3 separate regions of the Mus musculus genome follow, and all the other regions are linked to region 2. A link is a loop called in an ENCODE intact Hi-C map of the cell type or tissue named here. Cell type or tissue: heart. All regions are shown on one strand. Each heading gives the region's core, and the rest is flanking DNA. Links, peaks and the distances in the headings are about the cores only.

Region 1 (4,000 bases), core at 1-4,000, 620 kb before region 2:
GTACTGGGGGCGGGGGAGGGGGCAGATACTGAAATGTGTTCTCTTTGTAAGCAATTTCAAACTCAGGCATGAAATGCTTCTTAGATCTTGTTTTCAACATTTCAAGTTGGAATTTTTAAAATCATCACAGGTTCATCTTGGTGATGGTAACTTCTACCTACAAGCCCCATATTTCCTGACTGACAGGAGTTGTCTTTCTTGCCCACTTGTTCCTTCCTCACACTCTTCACCCCTAACTTTGCCAGCAGCTTATAATGTAAAGAAAGCATTCACTATGCTTCAGGCTAATTGAAGAGTATCCTGGGAAAAGGCCTGTGAAATGGATATGTCAATTCTGTGGTTATATGTGGTCTACCATCCTAGATTAGACTGTATTTTCTCCATGTTATCTTATCTCACAGAACTGGAGTCTAGTAGTCCCTTGTACTATCTCCCTGATTATTTAGCCCATTACTATCTGGGGAGAAAGACATCCCTGCTTATTATGTTTGTGGATATTACTCATCTACAATGATGGGGATGGAGTTGATAAGCATCTGGGCTTATCAATGCAGAAATGCATCAATATGTTCACATGGGATGAGTGGCTGCAGCATTGACTCCAAGCCTTTTTTTGATAAGCACAGTCCACAGGGATTGGCATACGACAAGTTGGTTGCATTTCTTTTATGTGAATCTTGCTGGAAAGTTGAATGTGGCACTTTCAGATTCTGGTAGAAATGAAGAGTTCAGATAAGGTTCTTAGAAAATTGAAGAGATGTGAGCTGAGAAGAAAAAAAAAAAGCAAAGCAAGAGAGAATGGTTCCTGCAGCAACGGGAGTGCCAGTATGCTAAAAGCTATAGATAGTCGAAGCCATAGGATAAGTCAGCCTTGGGCACTGACATGTATTGAAAGGGAAAACATATTCTCCACACCCCAGGTGGGGCCGTCTTATGACAAATCCCTGTAAATGACCAGTTCCACCAAGGAGCTCACATCCAAGGAGTTCACATGATTCAGTGAACAGCAGCAGGCATTGTATGCATCAGGACATCAAAGTCAGTGCTGAAAAAGTACCTATTTAGTATTCACCCACAAAGATCACCGAAGGAAAGCATCAGATGGGACTTTAGCCCACACTTATTAACGGGATCATTGACTCATGAAGGAAGGAAATTACACAATTTTTAGCATGACTCATCACTTGCTGCTCGTTTTGATAAATGCCGTTGGAATCTCTGCTCTACAGCTATCTAAACTCAAAGTCCACTTACCAAGAAATCATACATTGCTTTGAATTTGTTAATGAATTTACAAGTGTCAGCACTGCACCGGAATTAGAAATGACCACTGACCTGAACTTTTAACAGAGTGGGAAGGTTTGCTAGGACAACTGACCCCTCTCCTTGTGACTGTGACTGCAAGGAGCATGGCTTCCTTTCCAGCTACTTCAGTGACAAATACACTACTCTAGTAGGCTCCCCATATCCCTGTGTGCCTCAGAATTGTCACCTGCAAAGCAGAAACAAGCCATCCTGTCCTTTATCCCCTTTCCCCTGTGTGCTACATGTATTATGAAGCATCACCACCAGATGGCGGAAGTGTAACATGTTGAGATTGATTGAGGCTGGGTGTTTTTTTTTTTTAATTACTATTATTGCTGCTGTTATTGCTGTTTTAGCATTTTTCAGAGATTATTGTTTCCAAAACATAGGAAAAGCATGTCCTTGGGCCTAGAAGTGACGCGTATCCCTTACACCATGTTCCTCTTGTGTATATGAGTATGCTATATAATGACATAGGAGTCGAAGGACCTATGCTAAATCCTCTCTCCTCCAACTGAATGTGTTTATGAAATGACTGTCTAGAAAATCTGATAATATGTTCAAGGTGTGGGGGACTGCTGCTCAGCTGTGGCTCTGTTCAATAACTCTCCAGCTTACCAACAGTCATGTTGGCGCTGTATTGTGGAATGTCACATGACATTCCACAATACAGCGCCAATAAAACGCCCGTTATTCACAACTGCCATCTGTCCATTCTAGTAGCCATATTAAAATATGGCTTATATTAGCATATTATCTTAGCATATTATTTGGTGAATGACCAAGTGACTGTGGCAGCACTAACAGCAACATTACCCACAGGTAGATTTCTTCAGCCTGCACATTATTGTTCCGTAAGTCCATGGCATCCATTGATGTTATTAGTGTCTGTTTTCAGAGGTAAACATTTAGAGATGTTTTGGTGAAATTCTGTCCACAAGAACTCACAACATATGGAATCCTCTTGGAGAATTCTAAGGAAGGCTGCATACTACAGTATTTGCAAGAATGATTCTTGCTCTATTAATAGCCTTTTCGGGCCAGGACATTAAGTCACCATTTGAGCTTCTTTTGTTGGCCATGTAATAGCAAAGGCATTGCTGTGTGTTGTGAATAGATTATCCTGCCCTGCCCACTGGGCTTTTACATAGATGTATGAATTTCAGCCAGTCTTCTTTTTATAAATGACCATCTCCTGGGAGGCAAAAAAGTAACTACCTCCATAAAGACCAATTTTATAGCTTTCCTGAAACACTTTTAAGCCCTTTTGCCTGCTGTGGCATAATATAGGTCGCTTTTGACCAAGCTCAAGAGAAGAGAGAATGAGGCTTTTTCTCACATAAAGATGTCCCGAGTGCTGATAAGTCATGTCTGAGGTACTCTGTTGGAGAACACTCCTCACAAAAGCTTGCCCTAGGCTGTTTGAGAGGACCTACCTAGTCAGCACTGGCTGGGTCTGCCTCCCTCCCGAAGCCATTAAACTCAGATCTGAAAAGCTGATGAGTTCGTGCAAGGGTGCATGTTATTGTTATGAATTCTCACACACCCCAGGCTCTAAACAACTTCATCAGCCACCTGTACATCAAGCTAGCCTGTGAAAACAGAGAGTGTGGAGAAGGCTTGCGGCTTTGTCATTTGAAAAACCTTATTTCCTGAGCCATGCATTATAATCCAAGTCGCCAGGACTGGTTATGTGATTGGTGAGGCCATGTGCAAAGGGAAAATGCAGGGCCACTTCATCAAACATTATTATGAATTTCCAGGTGGTGACAGCATAGCATTAGAGCAAGTGACTGCACATCTGTGTACCTAGCTGTCTCGCTCAAGCACCCTAGGAAGCTGATCTTTGAACAGCAGCAGGGGAAATGGTGTATGGTGGGTTGCATTAAAAAAAAAAAAAAAAAAAAAAAAAAAAAGCCCACACGTGCAGGTTGCCTAGCAACTAGCTAAGGCCCTGAGTGGGCTGACTTGCAGGTTGCCATCTTGAAATTCTGAATTTACAGCAACCTTCTAGTGGGCTGATAATTTCCAAGGAAAAATACTATAGTGGGAAATGGAAATGGGGAGATGAGGGGGAACACATTTTTCTATTCTTATAATCCAAGTAGCTAGCCCATAGTTCTCCCTGGTCCATCTTCTAAAAAGAAAACCCCTCATTGGTGAAATAAATGTGGAAAAGGAATTGCAGCTTCCCCAGAAATATAAGCAATGTTTTCCCTAGAGAGTAAGGAAAATATAAATGTATCCATACATTTTTTAACACATTCCTTTAGCAATCCCAAGGCATTACTAAGGAAAACTAGTTTGAATTCACTGAGCATTTCATAAGTACCTGTCCTGAATATTACAGAAATAAATAAGAGGTGGGTTTTAGTGTTAGGGAATTCTGCATTGTTCAAGGTCAGGAAGGGAATACATTAAATACACTCCAACAGCAACATTGTCCGTGTATCTGGCCATGATCTCATCTCCTGTCCTTGGTATTTCTCAGGGCCCTTGTGTTGCAGAATCAGAACCAGCTCTTCTGACAGGGAGCAAGCAGTTTGGGCTTTCCAGAAACAGCCACATTGCAATTGCTTTTGATGACACCAAAGTTAAAAATCGGTATGTATTATTCTGCAACACGGCACAAGAGCTGCTGAATATTCACATTTAATCAAGTCTCATCAATTATGTGTAAAATTCCTAGTGTTAG
Region 2 (8,612 bases), core at 2,859-6,858:
GACAGACCCTTGTCCAGGGCAGTTTCTATGCAAGGCATGCTCTTTAAACCCTTAGCATTATTAGGCCTTCTCTGATTGGCTGTCCTCTGTAGACTCTTCTGGGATAGTGGGTCAGTGCACATCCTGCATGTGCATCCTTACTGCTACCGAAAGTCCTCAGTTCTTCTTGCTACAGTGGTATTTACTACTTAACATAGTTGTTCCTAATGTTACATTTGGTCATCTCTTCCTTTCAGGTATCTTGCAGGAGGTAGTGGGTGAGCATGACAGCAAATACTTACTATCCCAGCACTTAGGAAGCTGAGTTGGAAGGACTGTTGTGAATCTCAGGCCAATCTTGGTTGCAGTATAAGATCCTATACCAAAAACCAAAGAGAAACAACCCAAAAAAAACATAATTTTTAAAATTATGAATTAATGTCTATGAAAACACAAACACAATAGAAATCTCACCTAAAATATCTAGTAAATGACTGAGAGATTTTTTTAGAAAGAAGAATTTGAAGTTAATTTTGATTTTCTTAGGGCAGGGTCTTAGGTTAAAACAAAACTCGTGGCCTCTCTTTCTTTCTCCTGTAGCCTGCCTTTGGACATTTCACATTTTGTTATTCAAGAGTTGGGGAGAAAAGGCCGGAAGCTGAAATTACTGTCTGCTAATGAAGTCGTCCTGGCACAACCCGGAAGCAGGTTAAACATAATGCGTGAAATCAGTCCTGAGGTGGTGGTCTGAGCTTATCTGAGCTCTCACTAACTGGACCTTCTCTGTTGCACACCCCTAAGCTGCTTGCTGCCCAATGCACGAAGCTTATTTTATGAACTCATCTAAACTGCACTGTGAGTTAGCACCTGAGTTCTGAAACACATGGCAAGTCACATGCCTCGATTTGGGGTTTGAGAGCTGGCCTCTACAGTAATGGAAGCAATAGATGGTCTGCTTCTCTGCGGCAATTTCACGGGCCTGAAGAGAGAATTTAAGAGTCTATTTTCTGAAACTAGTGCAAGGACCATTCCTTAAGTGAAAAAAAAATTTTAATCAAGAATAATCTTACATTTTGGAGGAAGGCTTTTTAATATGGAATTTCCATCTGTGATATATATTTAAGTCCTAGGCCTCAGGCAACAGTAGCAGGGAAAGGCCCCTGTACCCTTTATTAGATGCAAAGCAAACAGTCCAGGCTGGGGGCGGATCCTCCTTTACTTCCCCACTGCTTTCCCTTTCGAAGAAGTGCAGGGCTTGCGTTAGTGCTTTTTTCCTTTCACAGCAAACTCTCCTGTTGGCCTGAAGTATTTATCACAAGTTTAATTACTTTGAATTATCTTGTCTGCCCCCTCCCTCCCCTGAACCTTGTAGAAAAGAGGAACTGTAAACTCCCCCGAAGTCAGCTTGCAGTCCGTAAACAGAAAACTGCCAATATCAAATACAATAATGGCTTGATTCAGATTTGACGAACTGACAAAGGCAGGGTTTGCTATTTAAGCAGCTCAGCCATCTTGACTGAGTACATTAAGCGGGCAGTCCTCTCTTATTGCCTAGGCACTCTACCAGGGATTTCTAAGTTGAGGTAGAACTCCCAGCATCCCTTACAACAGAGGCCTAACCCACAGAAGCTGTCAATACAAATCTCATTTAGGATGCGGAAAGAACGCGCAAGTTTCAGACTTTATTATGCATTCTTCCAGTCCCGAAAAGGGCAAATGAAACTCTGTACAAGCGAAGAACTTTATTTCCCATTTTATTCTTGACCTGTGGCATGGATCTAGCCCCTGGTAGCAGTGGTGTAAGTCCAGGGCCCACTCTTTAATGGCTGAATGCACACGTTTAAGCAGCACATGGTGGATTCGCTGCTCTGCAAATTGCTGTAGAAAAAAAGTAAAGTGCAAAAGCAGACAAAGAAATCTATAACCTTCTCGGTCTTTCACATTTGTTTGGGCCGTTCTTTGAAGCAGCTCGGAGCAGCGACAAGGATCGCGGAGAGATGCACCTGAAGCAGTTGTGTGCGGGCGGCCGAGGCGGCCGAGCCGCTCAATCGCGGCTTTCCAGCGGCGAAGGCGCAGCAGCAGTCAGAGGGAAGGCAGTGCGAGCCTCCTCGGCAGCGGCGGCGGCGGCGGCACCGGCACCAGCGCAGTTTCCCCTCTCCCCAGCCCTGACTCTACGCGCACATGCGCACTGCGCCCGCAGCCCTGGACCATTTGTCAGGACTACTCGTGAGACGGAGAAAAAAAAAAGAGAGAAAATTTGGGGGTAAGGAGCGCTTGATCAGATCTAATCTCTAATTAATCTGCAGATCAGCCTGCGCCAGAGCCATTCATTGATTTTTTTCTGGGTGAGGATGAAAGTTCTGAGACCTAGAGAGGGAAGGAAGCGCACCCTCGTCTTGGGAAAGAGATCAGGGGAGGGGAAGGAAAGAAGGGGTTTCTCCCCCACTTCTCTGCGCCTCTGGGAAAGAGGAGAAAACTTAATCCCGGGGAAAAAAAGTGGGCAAGTGACTCGGAAGCGGCTGGAGGGGGAGTCTGTGGGCATCTCACTCTGAAGTAGTGAGTGCGAGTGCGAAAGAGGAACAAAAGAGCGAGAAAAGAGAAAGGAAAAAATGGGGGGAGGAGAGACTTGTATTTTTTCCTCCTTTGCGCGCACACGGGGAAGGGTGTGGGGGGCCGTGCGGAAGGGAGCGGGCCAAGGCGGCCGCGTTCGGCCGTCGCCCGCGCGCAGGCAGCGGGATGCGTGTGGGCCCCCTCCCCCCGCCCGGAGCTTGTCACTTTGGTCGCTTTTTTGACACCGGGTGCTGGGTGGCGGCGCTGGGGGGGGGGGGGGGAGCGCGGCACCGCGGGGCTGCGAGTCCGGGGCGGCGGTGGGGGGGAAACGCGGCGGAGCCGCAGCCTCCCCGGGGGCGCCGAGCGCGGTCGGCCTGAGCCTAAGGGGGGGAGGGGGCGGCTTCGGGAGGGGACCGCGGGCACGATCGGTGCGGCGGCGGGAGGACGCGAGCCCCGGCGCGCCGCCCCTGCGGCCCCCTCCGCCCGTGTGGCCTTTGTGCCGAGCGCGCACCGGGTGAGCGAGCGGGCGGGCGGGCGAGCGAGCGGGCGGGCGGGCGAGCGCGACAAGTCCAAGTACGGGAGACCGAGGCAGTGGGAAAAGAGGCCGGGCCACTTTGCTCGCCAGCCAGCTCGGCTGCGGAGAACCGACTGGTTGAATGTGGCAGAGGCGCGTCTCGCTGGCGCGGCCGTGTGTGTGTGTGTGTGTGTGTGTGTGTGTGTGTGTGTATGTGTGTGAGTGTGTATGTGTGTGTGTGTGTATGTGTGTGTGAGTGTGTGTCTCTGTGGCTGTGTGTGTCTGTGTATGTGTCGGTGAGTGTGTGTCGGTGTGAGTGTGAGCGCGCGCCGAGAGGCCTCCCTCCGCGACTCGCACCGCGCACACGCACCCGCACCCGCACGCACACCCGAGCCGCGGCGGGGCCGGCGGCCGAGAGTTTGCGTGTGTGCTCTCCCCGCTCGCCACCTCCCCGCTCCCCGCCGCCGACTGTGGGAGAATTTCCTAGAGATCGCCTCCAATTTCCGCCATTTTGGGAAAGTTGCACGGAAAAAAAAAAAGAAGAAGAAGAAGAAGAAAGAAATAAAGCCTCCGCTGGATTTTTTTTTTTTTTTTCCTCCTGCTGGAAGCAGGAAAGTGCTTTTAGGGAACGCGGCGGCGCGGGCTCGACACTGCCGTCCCCGCGGGGTGGAGGACGCGGGGCCGGGCCGGGCACCCGCACCGTCGCGGCGATCTTCTCCGCGCAGCGCCGCCGGTGCGGGCGCGGGCGTGCGAGCGAGGCGAGGCGAGGCGGTGGCGGGCTGCGGCGGGGGCCGTGGAGCCTGCAACTTGTTTACCGCCGCCCCGGGTGGCCGAGGCCGGCGGCCGGGGTCCGCCTCGCCACCCGTGCGTGCGCCGATCTGCGCTCATGGGCTACTGTCTGGTCCACGCTCGCGTCCTGGGCCCGGCGGGGCCGGCCTCGCGCAGCGGCGGCGGGGCGGGGGAAGTAGAGGCCGGCGGGGGTGGGGATCGGGAAGCGCAGGAGCGGAGGCATCCGCCGCGCGCCCCGCCAGCCAGCCAGCCGCCGGCCGGAGGAGGAGGCAAACTTGAGAGCGGCGGGGCCAGGGGCGCACTGGCGGAGGGAAAACTTTAATCGCCTTCTTGGGAGAATAGAAAAAGGGAAAAAGAGAAAAGGAAAAAAAAATCCAAAAGGCAAAAAAGTGCATGTGTGTGGGGGTTTCTAGGACCCGAACCTCACGATCGGATCTGATCCGATCACGGCCCACCGCGGGGCCGTGAGAGAAAGTTGACCAGCGTGGCGGCTTTCTTCGCGTCCGGCCGTGGTGTCTGTCTGTCCGTCCGCGCTCCGACCAAACGGGTGGGAGATCCAGCCGCACTGCCGGGTCGCGTGGGTCAGGGCTCTTGCCCCACCCTTCCACGGGGACACGAAGGTAAACTCGCTTTGGTTTTTCCTTCTCTGTCCTCCTGCAGCCACCGCCCAGCTTCCTTTTCCTCTCCTTTCCCCGCTGATTTATTTTTCTTCTTTTTTTTGTTTTTTTAGGGGGGGGGGACCCGAAAAACGGAGTCTCTTTCCTTATGCAACTTTCTCGGGCGCAGTTTGCTGGGCCCATCCCCCCCGCCTTCTGCATCCCTTGGCCCGCTCCTTTGCCACCTTGGGGCTACCGCCAAAAGCATGCATTTAAGATCATCCAAAGTGCCCAGGAACAAAAATAGATGTTAAAGAATTGTTCTAAGTTAAGGGAAACTGAGACGAGAAATAAGAAACCGGTTTGAGTGTGTGTGTGTGTGGGGGGGGGGGGGAGGTGCGTCGCCTGGGATGAGTGAGTTGAATTTTCATTTCAATTTTCGTAGGTGGTTGGTTATGATGCCTTTATTGGTGTGGGGAGCCCGGGAAGCTCTGTACTGGCTACCTCGGTTGCGTGGATTTTTGCGCAAGTTTTTAGAAAAACACTGACTCGAGTAGAGAGCCGGAAAGTTTCAAGTGCAGCAAAATAGTGAGCCTGCAAAACTGGCCAAGGGGGGACCTCTAGTGGTTAAACGCATCTTAAGTTCGAGAGACAAGACCAAAGTTTGGCCTTTACTTGTAGCTACATGCAGTCCGTTTAGACGTGGAAGTAATTAGAAGACCTGAGTTGCAGCCAGATGTGAGAAAGGATGCTAGTCCGAAATAGAAGTTTTGTAAATCAGAGAACAATGACGTCTAAGCTTGCGGACCCTGTGATTTCCATCCTTTCTTGCATACAGTAAGAAAACCAAAGCTTTTTATTCTGAGATTTGAGATTGACACTCCCTAGATAAGAAAGTTTGTCTTCTGTTTACCATCATCTGTACCTCCGTTTTTTTTTTTTTTTATTTCCCCTCTTACGACTCATAGCAGGTAGCTTAATTCGGAATGTTAAGGAAAAGTCAAAATGAAACCTGTGCTTAGCACTTTGCAAAAAACTGAAAAAAAAACAAACCTGAAATTAGCTTTTATATGAACTGATCATTTTGTATGTGTCTCTGATGCATATAATCTCAGGCTAACAAATTATTCAACAATTTACGTATAAACTTACATAATATATACTCATAAAATACATAGTATCTTCTCGTAACGGTGTAATTTTGATTCACTGAGTAAAAACATTTATTTCAGTATACTTTGTATAATTTACGATTTAAACCACTTTATATATGCATGGGTTACATAACTATTTCCCAGTGTGTATTCTGTATTTAAAAAAAAAACATTGAATTTTAAGGATAAAAACAGGAGGGATTAAGGTTGTATAGAATCATTCTTGTAATTACCACCTGTCCGTCACAGTGAAAGAGACAGGGTCCATCCATCTATGTAGCTCAGGCTGGAGTTGAATTTGTATTTCCCTCCTGGTGCTTGGGTAACAGTCTTATTTACAATGGGAATTTTTATTATGTGGTTTAGAGTACGGGAATGATGTGAGTGATTAAAATTAATTTCACCTTACATGTACCTAGTTAATTTGAATACACAGTGCAGTGTGGTGTGATGGGTGTTGAGTTTGAATTGTATATTATGGATGCGAGGGCTTTATGAGAGTGCTTTGAGGGTGTTTGTTTGTTTGTTTGTTTGTTTTCCTTTTCCTCCAATATAATCAATGCTAGATCCTTAAAAGAAGTCTTGGGGGTACACAGCAGTTCTGAAGGTCACCAGACAGATGTCTTTCACTGGACACTTGGTTTCCAGTGCAGCTGGAAATTAAAGAGAGTGTGTGACAGGGTTAGTAGAAAGGAAAACAACAACAAAACTTAAGTTTGTGGGAACTGCTTTGAATGTTTGAACAAGTAGACAGTAGGCGTGCTTGAAAAGGTGAAAGAAGCATTGGGCAAAAAGGAGTGTCCCGTAGCGTATGTGTGCCTTTGGTATGGTTGCATGGGAGGCCAGAGACCAGCTTGAGTTGTTACAGTTACAAGCTTTCCTGCTCTGCTCCCAGTCATCCTTTTTTCCCCCCTCCCTCTCTCCAAACCTGGCTCACTGATTGGCTAGACTGGCTGGCCAGTGAGCTGCAGGCCCTCCCTCCAGTGCTCAGGTTACAGAGGAGAGCGCTCCGGGATTTAGGGATTTAGGGAAGTGCTGGGGAATCTGAACTCGGGTCTTTGTGCTTTCTTGGCTGTCTCTTTATTGACTTTGCCTTCTCCCAGTTCCTTGTTACTAGATTTTGGGGGAGGAGACGGGTAATGAAGGGTTTCTCTGTGTAGTCCTGGTTGTCCTAAAACTCTCCCTGTAGGCCAAGTTGGCCTCCAACTCACAGAGATGCACCCACCTCTGCCTCAGGCATTCTGGGATTAAAGGTGTGTGCCACTACCACTCAACCATTACTGTATTCTTTTTTTTGTTTTTGGTTTTGTGTGTGTGTGTGTGTGTGTGTGTGTGTGTAGCCATGGCTGTCCTGGAACCCACTTTGTAGACCAGGCTGGCCTCAAACTCAGCAATCCGCCTGCCTCTGCCTCCCGAGTGCTGGGATTAAAGGCATGCACCACCACGCCCGGCTCATTACTGAATTCTTACTGGCGGTTCAGTTCCTTTTTTTTTTTTTTTTTCTACTGAAAACAATTGATTGATCGATTGAAAAAGTGGGGAATCCAGAACAAAGCAGTAGTGAATCAATTAATACCTTCTATAGGTGGATATACAATGGTAGGGAAGAGACAGGAGCTTTAAATGCCTTTGCAGCCTGAGCTACAATTTTGTAGCTAAAATTTATGACAGTTTGGGGGGGGGGGGGTTAATTAACATGTAATTAACATTTAAGTGACTCCTATGAAGAAGCCCTTCTTCTGCCAGAGACCATGTCTTAGGGATGTAGCATAGACTTAGGAATTTTTGAAAACATTTCTATGGGAATATAGAAATGTTGTCTAATAAGTTCTTTTTGGTTATCCTGGAGGGTACTGGTTTACTCCCAACAAATAATCCAGGACCTTCCTTTAGGATCAAGGCCAGTCGCTGATGAGGGAAGCCAACTGCTGGGATAGAATATCTACATAGTGCTTTCTGTTCCTTATGCTGGTTCAACCCGTTAGTCTTCCTTTCTTCTTTTCCACTGACTTTCCTGCCCCCTCTGTCTTGAGATTTAAAGAGTTTGCTAATTCTTATTTGGCAGAAACAAAAAGGAATGAAGTTAACTTTCCTTTTAAATTTTATTGTTAGTATTTCTGTGTGTGTGTGTGTGTAAAGAGAAAGACAGACAGACAGACAGACAGACAGAGAGCAGAGAGGTTGTAAAAGTGGCACACCATATTACATGCATGACAGTTAGAAAACATCTTTGGAGTTACTTCTTCCTTTCCATCTTTATATGGGTCCTGGGGGTTGAAGTCAGCTTGTCAGGTACCTTTACCCTCTGAACAATCTCTCTGGACTCGGTTTTCTGAGCAGAACTAATTATCTTCTTCGAGTCAGGTGGATTACAAATGAAACTGAATGATGGCCAGAGTAAAAGTGATTGTGAACACTAGTTTATTGTCACTTCTGTTTGTGGATTGTCTTAAGTAGAGCAGCCGGTAGAATTCATAGATTTAGTTTTTGTCAGTGTGTGGATGGTGCTGCAGAGACAGTGGGCAGAAGCAGCTATAAGCCCATGCAAATAAGAGCATGGGCCTGGGGAGAGCGGGGTGGCCAGTGTAGTTTCTGTGTGCTGAATTCCAGACAGCACTTGTGAGTCTTTACTGGAAGAGACACCGTGCCCATGGACCCGGAATCAGATAAGTGAAGCCTGCAGTCTATCATCTTGTATGACTTACTGGGTCACCTTCACCTGGATTTCCCCTTCTGAAAAAATGGAAATACTGACATTTGCTCTTTGTGGAAGGAAGTTTCAAACTAAGATTTTGGGAATTGTGAAGAGGTATTCAAGTAGGTGATGGCCAGTTTACCCTCCCGGTGTGGCCAGGTTTGTGAAGTGCAGGACAGAATATACTTGTCAAAGATTTCTAGCAGTGTCCCTCCCTTCCTTCCTTCCTTCCTTCCTTCCTTCCTTCCTTCCTTCCTTCCTTCCTTCCTTCCCTCTTCCTTCTACTCTTCCCCATCCTCCCCTTCTTCTTTTTGAGACAGGATCTCAGATTGGTA
Region 3 (4,000 bases), core at 1-4,000, 380 kb before region 2:
AAGAGTGGTAAGCAGCAAGCTAAACAAAGGAAATGTTTGCCTTTCTGGCTACTCCTTTAGAGGACTTGGCAAATCCCTAGCAAACCTTCAGATCAGCTAGTAAGCAAGTTCATGGTGTTGGTTCTTTTCCCTAGAATACAGCAATAGACGTATCTACTGGCCAATCAGATAATCACACGGCACTGGTACAATAGTCAGTGGGAATCGTCTTCTAATGGAGAGACACGTAGCCAGGGCTGACTGGCATTGAGAGAGAAAACTAGTATTAGGGGTTATCTTTTCTGTTCAGGACTGACTTTATCTCAAGGGACCTTAGCTAGCAGCACGTATCATGTGATGGTGACTCGGGACACTTCTGAATACAGCCATTATGGTGGTACCACACTGCCCATCCTGGCCAGTCTTTAAAAACAGGGCAGTTAGCCCTCAATGGCAAGCCAGGCTCAGTACCATCAAACACCAGTGAGAAATAATGAGGAACCCTGGGGTATTGGGGGGAAAATTAAAACTATTGGCTTTGGGAATTGTGCTTTCCACAATTTGTAATCAATAATAATAATAATAATCATTATTATTATTATTAATCTCTGTAACTTTATAGAAATTAACCATTCTAGGTCTCCACGTCCTCATCCAATGAGGAAAGGGTTAGTCAGACTACATGTGATCCCATGATCCACCGGACATGTGTCTATAAGCATAGCATAAGTCATTTAATCTGTGCAGCTCAATCATGTATGCGCTGTGTGCCATGAACTATGCTGTGTGTGTTTTCATGGTGGCAATACTCAGGATAGCAGTGACATTTTCGCCGTTTGATAAATTAAAACCTCAAAATATGCAAACCCACAAACAGCATTGATCTGTCCAGGGAGCCTGTCATGTCAACTTAGGACTCACTCCCCATGCGAGTCATTTTACTTACAGTACAGTGTCGTAAGAAGCAGGATCCTTCAGGATCTCGGATATACAGAAACCGAAATCAAAGGGAGGCCCAGGAAAGCCAGCCTCGGCACCCATGGTCTAGCGTGGAGAGCACTCCCTTGGTGTCACTCCTTCAGTTCCAAATGCTCTCTGTCCAACCTGCCATTTCGTCATGCAAAAGCCAATGTTTTTACCCATGTTGAAATAAGATGAGCTTTTAGCTTTAATTTGGTTGCCACCTGCTGGCTGAAAGACAAAAAAAAAAAAAAAAAAAAAAAAAAAAAAAAAAATCCCTCTGCAGCAAAGGACATGCTTAAACAAAAGAAAGCCTTACCCTTAGCAGAGCCAGTGGGGATGAGCTTGGGTTACCCTGTAAACTGGACGGGAGCGGATACTAAACATGTGTAGTGTGGGACAGACACTACAGTGGATTCTCCAGATGCCTTGCTGCTCGTACTCACCAATAAGCTTTGTGACAGCCCACCATTTTGAAGAAGAGAAGCTCAACTCCTGGCATCAGAGGATACCACCAAAGAGTGGTAAGGGATTCCGAAGTAGGCCAGACAGAGCATTTCTCCATCCCTAGCATATCCTCTTTTCCTTATCACATGCCTTTCCACCACCCTGGAATGCCCAGGTAACCTTACGGCGGGTAGAAAATGCTCTCTGCAGGCCTCCTACTGCAGAGCTGCAGTATGCTGCCAAATCACAAAGCATTCAGAGGATTTCCCAGCCAAGCCGAGGCAGGCCAAGAAAATACTTCATCAATCCTGCAGGGGGCGCCAGTGATAACCAGTCAAAATACAATAAACACTCTGAGATCAGGAATTTGGTTTTTTAATAGAAATTCATATTAAACATTCGATCCTTCAGCTGAAATAGTTATAAAAGGAGAGAGGGTGGGTGTTCTATGTTTCTCTTGGGAAACACTCAAAGTTCACCTGTGTCCCCGTGGACACCCTGTACTGACTGATTTCTGCCGCCTGAGATACACAAAGCCCAGTGCCGAGTTCAGACAGCTCACGGCCGGACTGGACAGGAGCATAAATACTGGGCTCCTTTTGTCTCGGAGAGGCATTACTGGCCGGCTAATGGCTGAGGGATTAACCTCCGCAGGCACTGTTCTCAGCACTTCATATATTAACTAAATCTTCACACAATGGGAAAGAGAGCAGCACTGGTGCTCTAATAAAGGAGGAGTCTTACTCTTTTTTTAATGGATGTTAAAGAAAACATGCAATTCCACATACCTCTCACATAATAGTAGCAGTGTGCAAGCCCAAGCACTGTGCACTGTTTACGTTTAACCTCTAAGACAGTGGTTCTCAACTTTTTGTTTTTAAGGTTTTTTATTTTATGTAAGTGCACTGTAGCTGTTTTCAGACACCCCAGAAGAAGGCATCAGATCGCATTACGGGTGGTTGTGAGCCACCATGTGGTTGCTAGGATTTGAACTCAGGACCTTCGGAAGAGTGGTCAGTGCTCTTAACCACGGAGCCATCTCTCCAACCCCTGTTCTCAACCTTCTTAAAGCTACGATCTTTTAACACCTTTGTGTTGTGGTGACCCTAGCCATAAAATTATTTTCGTTGCTACTTCATAAATGTAATTTTGCTACTGATGTGAATGCCACATAAATATCTGAGATGCAGATTATCTGATATGTGACCTATGTCAAAGGGTCACTTATTTCCCCCGAAGGGTCTTGACCCACAAGTTTAGAACCACTGCTCTCAGAGAAGTGCTATAGCTGAACAGAGGAATAGAGATGAAAGATAGATCAGTGACCAGTTAGTTGGCCATTCCCTCAGTCTCTGCTACATCCGATGGGCAAGCACCAAACCCTGGCACTATTAATGATACTCTGTTATGCTTGCAGACAAGAGTCTAGCATGGATATCCTCTGAGAGTCTTCATTGAGGCAGCTGACTCAGATAGCTGCAGACAACCCCAGTCAAACAGTGGATGGAGCTTGGGGACCCTCATGTAAGAGCAGGAGGAAGGATTGCAGACCCAAAAGGGATAGGAACGCCACAGAAAAATAACAGTCAACTAACCTGGACCGTTTGGGTCTCTCAGAGACTGAACCACTAACCAATAAGCATACTCAGGAAGGACCTAGGCCTCCACAGATGTGCAGTTTGGTCTTCATGTGGATCCTGAGCAACTGTAGTCGGTAGCTATCCCAAAAGCTGTTGCCTGTATGTGGGATGTGTTCTACTCACTGGACTGCCTTATCTGGCCTCAGTAGGAGAGGAAGCACCTAGACCTGCAGAGACTTAATGTGCCAGGGTACAGGGATACCCAAGGGGCTCTGCCTACTCAGAGAAGGGGAAAAAGGATAAGGGGGAGGATTGTAGGAGGGATGACTGGGAGGGAGAAAGTGAGTGGGATGTAAGTGAATATGCTAATTAATTAGAAAGATCAGTGACTGTTCAGCTGCGTGGGTAGGCAGAGGGCAAAAAGGGAAGTAGAGCTAGCCTTGAAATTATCAGTCAAGGCAGTTCCCTATGAATACCATCATTTTGACTATATAAACAAGAAACACGGATCAGAGGGTCAGTGAGCTGGCTTAGCAGGTAAAGGCACTTGGCCTAACAAGCCTCAAAACTCGAGTTGGACCCTCAAACTGACAAATAGTTGTTTCCTGTCTTGCACTTATGTCATGGCATATTCATCTCCCCCCACATTAATAAATTTAATAATGATACCATCACAATTATGAAGAATATTCCTACACATTACAAAAGGAAGCTCAAGGCCAGGTTGCTAAGAGAAACACCTTGTCTTAGTTAAGGTTTTACTGCTGTGATGAGACACCATGACCAAGGCAACTCATAAGGACAACATTTCATTGGAGCTGGCTACAGGTTCAGAGGTTCAGTCCATTATCATCAAGGTGGGACTATGGTAGCATCAAGGCAGGCATGGTGCAGGAGGAGCTGAGAGTTCTATATATTCATCTGAAGGCCACTAGGAGAAGACTGGTTTCCAGCTAGCTAGGATGAGAGTTTTAAAGCCCAAGACCACAGTGGCACACCTACTCCAATAAGGCCATCCATCCTAATAGTGCCAC

The links. Hi-C counts contacts between places; a loop is a spot of excess contacts. Peaks named below come from ENCODE experiments on the same cell type or tissue, not always from the same donor. Only the 100,000 strongest peaks of a DNase experiment are listed, where the experiment ranks them.
Region 1: a loop joins it to region 2, with 8 times the contacts of the local background. A loop is called at or near these places in 14 of 42 quality-filtered maps.
Region 3: it touches region 2 in a loop (8-fold over the local background); 16 of 42 quality-filtered maps call a loop at or near these places.

What each region holds. Positions count from the first base shown.
Region 1 is chr10:26,993,312-26,997,311 of GRCm38, reverse strand. It overlaps Lama2 (laminin, alpha 2), which reads left to right. Exons shown (of 65, transcript NM_008481.2): 59 at 3,797-3,909. Among named protein-coding and RNA genes, the nearest start is that of Gm40618, 13 kb to the right of the region's middle. In heart, for the core only: a CTCF peak has its summit at 1,552 (motif pointing right); no DNase peak of the experiment used is centred there.
Region 2 is chr10:26,369,541-26,378,152 of GRCm38, reverse strand. It overlaps L3mbtl3 (L3MBTL3 histone methyl-lysine binding protein), which reads left to right and starts at 4,081. Exons shown (of 22, transcript NM_001359254.1): 1 at 4,081-4,452. In heart, for the core only: a CTCF peak has its summit at 5,055 (motif pointing left); DNase peaks (open chromatin) are centred at 3,222, 3,972 and 5,032; H3K4me3 peaks cover 2,494 bases; H3K27ac peaks cover 2,244 bases.
Region 3 is chr10:26,750,428-26,754,427 of GRCm38, reverse strand. No RefSeq gene overlaps it. Among named protein-coding and RNA genes, the nearest start is that of Arhgap18, 20 kb to the left of the region's middle. In heart, for the core only: CTCF peaks have their summits at 1,133 (motif pointing left) and 1,707 (motif pointing right); a DNase peak (open chromatin) is centred at 1,627.